Regions from separate parts of the Homo sapiens genome. Here region 1 is linked to region 2. Evidence: chromatin contacts called from ENCODE Hi-C data. All regions are on one chromosome and are shown on one strand. Each heading gives the region's core, a stretch centred on a gene start or an enhancer-like site at or near the end of the contact. The rest is flanking DNA. Distances are from core to core; before and after follow the strand shown. Region 1 holds the start of RDX (radixin). Region 2 has its middle 94 kb from the start of ZC3H12C.

The links. A loop is a pair of places that touch in the nucleus more often than their neighbours do. Pooled maps may share reads with other maps.
Region 1: a loop to region 2 is called in a map of ascending aorta, with 2.5 times the contacts of the local background. The contact joins the promoter of RDX here to the enhancer-like site in region 2. A Hi-C loop is called at or near these places in 1 of 168 maps with a recorded cell type or tissue (ascending aorta) and 4 of 50 pooled maps.

What each region holds. Positions count from the first base shown.
Region 1 is chr11:110,295,012-110,299,728 of GRCh38, reverse strand. RDX (radixin) reads left to right here and starts at 3,115. Exons shown (of 14, transcript NM_002906.4): 1 at 3,115-3,262. RefSeq lists silencers at 2,733-3,532, 3,583-3,632, 3,643-3,742, 3,873-3,932 and an enhancer at 3,146-4,018.
Region 2 is chr11:109,997,191-110,001,488 of GRCh38, reverse strand. No RefSeq gene overlaps it. Among named protein-coding and RNA genes, the nearest start is that of ZC3H12C, 94 kb to the left of the region's middle. Within about 2 kb of position 1,373, at least 5 of the 41 ENCODE cell types and tissues checked have a DNase peak (open chromatin) inside an H3K27ac peak, as active enhancers do.

The DNA.
Region 1 (4,717 bases), core at 1,866-4,365, 300 kb before region 2:
CAAACAAAAAAAGTAAAGGAATAAAAGAATGGCTACTCCATAGGCGGAGCAGCAGCTTGGGCTGCTGGACTAAAACTACCTATAGTTGTTTATTGATCATATGCTAAACAAGGGTTGGGTTATTCATGAGTTTTCTGGGAAAGGGGTGGGCAATTCCCAGAACTGAGTGTTCCTCCCCCTTTTAAACCATATAGGGTAACTTCGTGATGTTGCCATGTCATCTGTAAACTGTCATGGTGCTGTTGAGAGTGTCTTTTAGCATGCTCCTGTATTATAATTAGCATAAAATGAGCAGTGAGGATGACCAGAGATCACCATCATTGCCATCTTGGTTTTGGTAGATTTTGGCTGGCTTCTTTACTGCAACTTGTTTTATCAGCAAGGTCTTTATGACCTGTATCTTGTGCTGACCTCCTATCTCATCCTGTGACTTACAATGCCAAACCTCCTGGGAATGCAGCCCAGCAGGTCTAAGCCTTATTTTACCCAGCCCCTATTCAAGATGGAGTCACTCTGTGGTCAACGCCTTTGACAATCACAGCTCACTGCAGCCTCAAATTCCTGGGCTCAAGGGATTCTTCTGACTCTTCAGCCTCCTGAATAGCTAGGACTACAGACATGCCACCATGCCTGGCTAATTTTTATAATTTTTTTTGTAGCGATGGGGTTTCACTATTTTGATCAGGCTGGTCTTGAAAATCCTGGGCTCAAGCGACCTTCCCGCCCCAGCCTCCCAAAGTGTTGGGATTACTGGTGTGAGCTTCAGCACTGGCCAGTTATGAACATTCTTTTTGTTTTTTTGCTTTGTTTTTTTTTGAGAGGGAGTCTCGCTCTGTTGCCAGGCTGAAGTGCAGTGGCATGATCTCGGCTCACTGCAATCTCTGCCTCCCGGGTTCAAGTCATTCTCCTGCCTCAGCCTCCCAAGTAGCTGGGATTACAGGCGTGTGCCACCACACCCAGCTGAGGTTTGTATTTTCAGTAGAGACGGGGTTTCACCATGTTGGCCAGGATAGTCTCGGTCTCCTGACCTCATGCTCTGCCCGCCTCAGCCTCCCAGGAAGTGCGGGGATTACAGGCATGAGCCACCATGCCCTGCCATGAAAGTTCTTAGGGGTTGAATCACAGTGCCAAATAGCTTTATAAAGAGATTATTTCAGTTTACACTCCCACTCACCATGTCTGAGAGTACCCTTTTTATCTCACCAGCCTTGACTGTTATCTTTCACTTAAATATTTACTAATAGGATACCCAACTAAAATGTTGCAATTTTTGGTCTGTTTGCTGTTGCAGAAGATAGGATAAAATCAAGGCTTTTGGAGTCAAACATATATTTGGGTTTGGTCACTGCTCTGCCACTTCCTAGTTTTGTTACATTGGGGAAATTACTTACCTCTTTTTAAGCTGTCTTATTCATCGATTTTTTTTAAAGGGTCAATAATAGTATTTATCCCAGAGGGTTTTTGTAACCATTAAAAGAGACAGTCATGTAAAAGAATTTCACACCAGTGTCTGGCACCTGACCAACAACAGTGAATCCTTCACTTTCAGTTGCAAAAGTGTGTTATATAATTTCATTTGATTAGTGTACTATGTAGGAATTTACATAATACTTTTTTTTCTTACCTACTTCATGGGAAGTATTACGTAATACTTTGACTATGCCTGCAACCTGATGTGGTAGGCTGAACAATAACCAGGATAATTCTTGCACCCTAGGGAGAGGTAAGGAGTGATCTTTTGGTGGTCCCTAAGAACCACAAGAACCTATTTGGTCGCAAGTCACACACCTGGTTCCCATCCTTGAGGAATTTGCTATCTAAAGGCCCTTGAGTTTAACCCTTGAGTCTCTTGGGGGCTTTTAATTGTTCGGAGAGGTCTCAAAGGGCAATAGTGGAAACTCACTGAAGAGGCAGGCTAGTGAAAGTGATTTGCAGATATTTCCTGGAAAAGCTACTGTCTCACCTAAGGTAAATGCTAAGGCAGGAAGTATAGGAGTTATTTGTCCTATAAAAGTAAGTATACTCAGGCGTTTTGTTATTTGAATCTAAAGTTTGTTCACAAAAGATAAGCTAAAAAAAGTATTGCAAACAGGGCAAGCCAGGCGAATCTGATTTTGTGCGCTTGCTGTTTGTATACTCATAGCAAGTTTTGCTCCCTGAATCATCCCAGCAGACAATACTGAGGGGACTCAGCATGGATTAGATGACAGAAGACTGATCCAGAAGTCAGGAGCTTCCTGTCTCATCCCAGCCACTAACTAAAGTGAGTGGGCTAGACTTAGTCTTAAGATCGAATGCCTAACTTTCTCTAAATCTAGAATTATGTAGGTTTGGCGGCTCTTTGGGGCCCTACTTCCAACTTTTTCTTGCTAACCAACTCCTTCCAACTGCCAAAGCATGTCGTTGGTAATAAAAAATTATCACACATCCTTGCTTGGATTAAAATTTGCACTCCTGATTTGGGGTCTTATCCATTGAGGTTTTGGTGAAGTTTGAAAATTGTCGCTGAAAAATTAAGTTTTTCTAGTTGGCTAAAACCTGCCAAAATAATGTAAACGTTCTTTGTTGCAAATCTAAATTCCGCTCAGGTAGGCCCTTTTCTCCTTCCCAGTCCAGGATCTTCAAACCTAACAGCCAAGTCTCACGCTTCATTTGGTCCCCGGCTCCCTCTGGGAAGAATTCCTCCTCTGGGGGCGACGGCAACGCCCTCAGTGAGTTTGCTGGCACCAGCGGGAGTTTCAAGTTTCCACTCGTTGGGGAGGCGGCGGGCACACTCCGAGCTTTGGGCTGGGCGGCTCCGCTTCCCTCGACCGCAGGTTTAGCTGGAGCCCAGCGCTCTCTGGAAGGGCTCGACCCTCCGGCGCATTCGCCCTATTTCCCTGGGCGCTCCCGAGCCCGCAGCCACCCACCTCGCGTTGGCCGGCCCCAGACCGCGACCCCCGGCCACGCCCGGAGCCAGGCCTGCGGCTGCGAGCCTGCGGGAGGGGCGGGGCGGGGGCGGCCCCCAGCGGCGGCGTTGGCGCTCAGTCCGCGGCGCGAGGACGGCCGGCCGGCAGGGGGAGGCGGGGGGGCGCCGGGCAGCCCCGCCTTTTCCCGCGGAGGCGCCGAGCGGCCATATTGCGGAGCTGTCTGCGGTGGCGGCGGCGCCTCTCGTCTCCCGCGGGCCAGCGCTCGCACCACCGCTTCTCCCTCCCTGTCGCAGCCGCGCCGCCGCGCAGCGCCCCAGCCACACGCCGGCGGGCAGAAGCCGCCCGCTCTCCGGGTAAGGCGCGGCGCCCTCCCTTCCCCCACTCCCCGCTCCCGGTTCCTCCGGAGACGCTAAGGTGGCGGCGCGAAGTTGCGGGGCCCGTGCTGCCCGGCCGTGGCGCCGCCGCCAGGGCTTGGCGCGCCTCCGCTCGCGCCCAGCTGGCCGAGGCGCCACTGTGGTAACGGCCCGGCCGGCCAGGCTCCTCCCGGGGCTGGTAGGGGCCGCGAGGCCCTGCCCGAGTCGTGGCTGAGCCGCGGCCCGAACGTGCCTGGCCGGGCCAAAGTCGACCTTCGCCGCCGCGGGATTCTCCTTTCCTCGGGGCGCGGAGTCTGCCTTCAGCGCCGGTGTCGGACCCCCAGCGCCCTGGGGACGGTGGGCTCCCGCTGCCTGGACTGGGCCCCGGGCCCGGGCTGGCATGGTCCCAAGGGTTGTTTGAAAATCCAGATATTCAGCGTAGGTAGAATTCGATTTTACATTTATTAGAACTTGTTCCCCGGCCTCCAGTTTGAAAGGAGGGGTGTTAAATTACTAGAGAGCGTGCGTTCCGCCCCAGTGGCAAAGGGGATGTTGCATGACAGGCTTTGGGGCGCCAGTCGCTCCCGCCGCTCGCACCCGCCAGGCCAGGGCCGCGGTTCCCGGCCGCAGCTCTACCTGCTGCTGTTGCAGCTCTCGGAGCCCTGTAACTTTCTCGGGCCCTTGAGGCCGCTCAGTTTTAGTGTCTCAGACCCCACCAGACAAGTTCAGTACATGATATCCCTCTTTTCCTTTAAAGGATTCTAAACTCAATTCCCGGACTAACTTTGAAAGGGGGCAGTGCATTTTTGTTTTTTTTTTTTTTTCAGTTTAAACAGACTACATCACTTCCTAGACAGATGTCATGTTTCTTCAGACATTCCCAATATTTGGTGGTTTTTTTTTTTCCTTAAAGAGTAGTTACTAGGTTGGAAATGTGTTAAAAGTCAACTTCATAAAAATATATTTTAAAATACATTTGAGATTTTGGTGGAAGACACGTTGCTGAGGAACTCGATGGCATTCTTGTGGCACTAAGACTGGCAGGATGTAAATATAAAAGTCTAAGATAATAAGGGTTTATTTGATAAACGAGTACTTTGACATAGACATTGTAATCTATTGTTTAAGGAGCATACTTCTTTTTTTTTTTTTTTTTTTAGAACACTAAATACTCTTTTATATGACTGATGGAGCTAAGAAGGAACAATTACCCCGTTCATGTTGCTGGATAAATAATGGCTTGATCCATTTGCCAAAACAGCATCACTGGATTTGAGAAAGGAGACTAATATTCAGGATTGCAGTTTTTTATTTTCAGAATTTCTTTGCTTTCCCCAGTGTGCTTTATCTTCCAGAGATTAATAATACTTTCCTTCAAATACAGCAACATGTAAAACACTCCTTTTGAAGTTAATCGTATGCTGTAAAGACGATTGCAGTGACTTTCTTTGCTTA
Region 2 (4,298 bases), core at 124-2,623:
CCAGTATTTTACTTTTATAATTTTGTCTGTTTCCGGGAGAAGGATTTGAAACAGACCTGTCACTTCCCTTGGAATTCAAGAGATTACAGAGAATTCTGCATAAATTGCAAATTTTGCATTTCATTTCCTTCTTAAGAATCAAAACACCCAAGTCACTTGATAAAACTTCTTTACCGATTTTTCTTCAGGTCACTCTCAGCATGTGGCTCAGCTCGTTCATTTTTCAGTTGATTCATATTAGCTTCCTTTGGATTTGTCCCCTGAATTTGAAGATGCTTCTTTTGTGAGGCCTATTGCCCAAAATGCTCTGACCACAACCACTCTGGAGGAGTGGGGTTCGTGCCTGAGGGAAAGAAAGGAGAGTAATTGCAGGGAGTAGAAGTGCTTGCATCCACCCTTATCCCTGGGCCACTGTCGGGTAGTGGCTGATAGACTGTAGAGACATCAATTATTTGGATTGGCCTCACTCCACGCTCTCAGTGATCCAGGCCACATCTCTTACTCTCTTACAGACACAATTTATTTTTGTAGATAATCTCTGGCAAAATGTTACTTTTTTGGCTTTGCTGTGCCCTTGAGAGTGCTATTGGGTATCTTTCTCCATCCATCAGGTAATTAATACCCAAAAAGGCAAACAAATCTTAAATATAGTTGGGAAGATAAATCTACTGCAAACAATAATGTTAGAATATAAAAGTGAATATACAGGATTTTTAGATTATCTTCCCTGTTGCCCATTATTGTTACCATAGATGATGAGTTGACTCTAACAGTGTGGACTGTATATCTGTAATTCCTCACCCTATTCCTTAAGTAAATCCCTTATTGAAATGATTTTATATACATTTCCGCTGCTTTCCACCTAACACCTTAGCTGTCTTTTCGAGTGTTATCTTTAAACCATTCCTACTAAATGAGATTTAGACTTTGAACATTATATATTTATATCATCTTTTTAAAGCTTTTTTATAGAAAAAGTATGCATTCTGATTTACTTTGTAAGGACTTCGAGTGATGTCCTTATTTAGAACATTTCCGTTTCTTTCTGACATTTACTAAGCTGTTAGAGAAAACTGATGAGCATAACTTGCTGTCTTCAAGTTACATCAGTTTTTTAGGGAGTTGAATGAGAATACATTAAACTTATTTTTAGAATGTTCCTTTTTATAAATGTATCATGTACGTCATACAGGCTTAGCAACCCCACTAATGTGGGAAGTGAGCATGTCAGATATTACTCCCTTTGCACGGTCAGGCTTAACCGAACTTAGAGAGGGCGATAGGGAACCACTGAAGAAAACTCCAAGTAATACAAGTAGTGGTATTTATAAACCTCTGAGTCAATAATGATTCAGCACTGAAGTACCCTGCTAAGGAGACTGTTTGGTTAAAGTGACATTGGTGTGAAATTAAAGCTGAGAACATTTGCAGTTCTTGTTTGACATTGTGGATATTTGGCACTGTGAGTAGGTAAAACATTTGGTATAAGGCCATTTTACTCTAGAATCATTTGTGTAACTCTTCACAAACTTGAAAAACAAACTTGCCTTCATAGATTCTTCCTCCCAGTTTTTAAAATATTAAAAACGGAAAAAAGACATCCTGCTTAAGTTCATTTAAAATTAAAATTAGATATCTAATTAGATTAAAAAACAGGATTAGCATTTTACAGGATTGGCATTTACTTTATGCCAGACTCATTACAATTACATGCTGTTGGTCTTACAATACCCATTTTACACATTATGAAGCTAAGGATTAGAGAGGTTAAAAGCCTTCTGAAAGTAACATAGCCACTGAATAATTTTCAGTCAAGATTCAAACTCAGGTCTTTGCTGTCAGACAGACCCAAATTCTCTACCCCAAGCTGCCTCCTGTGGCAAAAAGAAGGGAATTGCCATATTTAACTAGGCCACGTCAAATGAGCCAAACTTCCAAATTCAACTTGCGTTTCAAGTAAACTCCCTAAAATTTTAATTGCTAAATGATGGAGGTAACATTAGAAATGGTTTTAAAATTTTGGAGGATAAAAGCTTGATGTAAATGAAGGTGAAACATGTCTATCTTTGGCTTGATATTGGTAAAATTATAACCTCCAATTTTCATTCTTTTTTTCTTTAGAATTTTTGAAGACAGATTCAGGTCAAATTTGTCAGATTGGTGATGATTGCCAAATGTATATTTGAGAATCTTTCTTTCAGAATGACACTGGAATATGATGAGCTTCCTTAGTAGAATATGTGGGGGACCAAGTATTCAGGATTATTCCCTCAGTTGGCAATGTGAGGACAGACTGTACCAAGGATTTTGGAAGGCTTAGAAATACTCAGGCTCAGCAACAGTTTGCAAAGCAGTGTGTTCTTCCAACTGCCCCGGGGCGGGACTCTGCATAATGCAGCCCCCATCCCTCCAGAGAAAATCTGGCTCCTTGAATAACTGGACCATTTGTATTGCTGGCCAAGGTGAATTTGCGGAGAGAGAGAGAGAGGACTGCAGAAATATTGCATTGTGTCTTTTCAGCATGGAGAGTCCTGAGAGCTGCAGAAAGCAAATGTCAGAGAACAAAGCCACACATGTCTGGGTTCACAGAGTGATACATCATTTATCAATCTATATATTAATTTATTTGGGGGTCACAGGATGGCCAACTTTTTATTTTTCAGTTAAGAACATTAAAAAAACCCTACTATCTACTATCATTTCATGAAAGAAATGCTACTTTAAATCTAAAAAGAGGAAGGATATCATATCAGAATAAAGAACAAACTTTTAGATGGAATAGATGTAGCTTCATTAAAAACTCACTCTATTGCACTTATCTCTAATTTTTCTCAGCCTGCTGGAACTATGCCACGGATCAGCACTGCCTACAGACTGTTGTCTGACAATCCCTGAATGGGAAGCAATTTGAAACCAAACATGAGTTCTAGAACTTTAATCCACTCATCAGATCTGAGGGAAGTCTTGAAAAATATGTGCTTTCCAAAAAAGCAGCCTGGGCTTGGTGCAGTGGCTCACACCTATAATCCCTCCTATAATCCCTGAAAGGCTGAGGCAGGAGAATAGCTTGAGTCCAGGAGTTCAAGACCAGCCTGGGTAACACGGCAAGACCCTGTCTCTATGAAAATAAAAAAATTAGCCAGGTGTGGTGGCACATGCCCATAGGCCTAGCTACTCAGGAGGCTGAGGTGGGAGGATCACTTGAGCTGGGAGGTCAAGGCTGCAGTGAACCGTGATCATGACACTGCATTCCAGTCTGGGCCACAGAGCCAGACCCTGTCTCAAAAATTTTTAAAAATTAGAAAATTAAAAAGCAGCCTGGAACAGGGTCTGGTACATATTGTGTGCTCAAAAACATTGTTTAAACTGTAGAGAGACGAATGCCAAGTCCTAGGATTGAATCTAGGGAGTGGGCCCATTCAGGGGACAAAGAATTCCTCAAGGCCTCCCTTCACAGCTCCTCAGCCTCTTCGCCCCACTGGTGTAAAGCACTAGCGTGTGGGGGCTGCAGCCTGAGGATCAGAAACCTTCAGGAACCAGATGGTCTCCACTGGGGGTCCATGTTGGAAGGGCCAGTCTGGGCTGGGCTGCATCAGTGGTGCCTGCACATTCCCGCGGGGAGGTCCCCAGGTGTCCTCTGTGCCACTCTCTACCATGGTGGGCCTTGTGATTTTGTTGCTGGGCTCTCCGTGGGCCACAGAGGCATCAGGATGTGATGACGAAGAAGATCACCAACTTTTAAGACAGGCAGACCCGGTTGGAATCTTTATAATTAGACTTAATACCTAAAGGCGTCCTTCTCCTAAGAATAATACCTGAGTATCAAAACATAAACATGGCCAGCCATCCCAGAATAAGTAGAGGAGGAATAAATAAAAATACAAATGTTATATTATGGGCTGGGTGTGGTGGCTCATGCCTGTAATACTAGCATTTTGGGAGGCTGAGGAGGGGGGTGGATCACCTGAGGTCAGGAGTTCGAGACCAGCCTGGCCAACATGGCAAAATCCTGTCTCTACTAAAAATACAAAAATTAGCCGGCATGGTGGCGCACGCCTGTAATCCCAGCTACTCGGGAGGCTGAGGAAGGAAAATCGCTTGAACCTGGGAGGTGGAGGTTGAAGTGAACCGAGATTGCACCACTGCACTCCAGCCTGCATGACAGGAGCGAGACTCCATCTCAAAAAAAAAAAAAAAACCCACAAAAATTATCCAGGCATGGTGGTGTGCACCTGTAATCCTGTAATCCCAGCCACCTGGGAGGCTGAGGCAGGAGAATCACTTGAACCCGGGAGGCA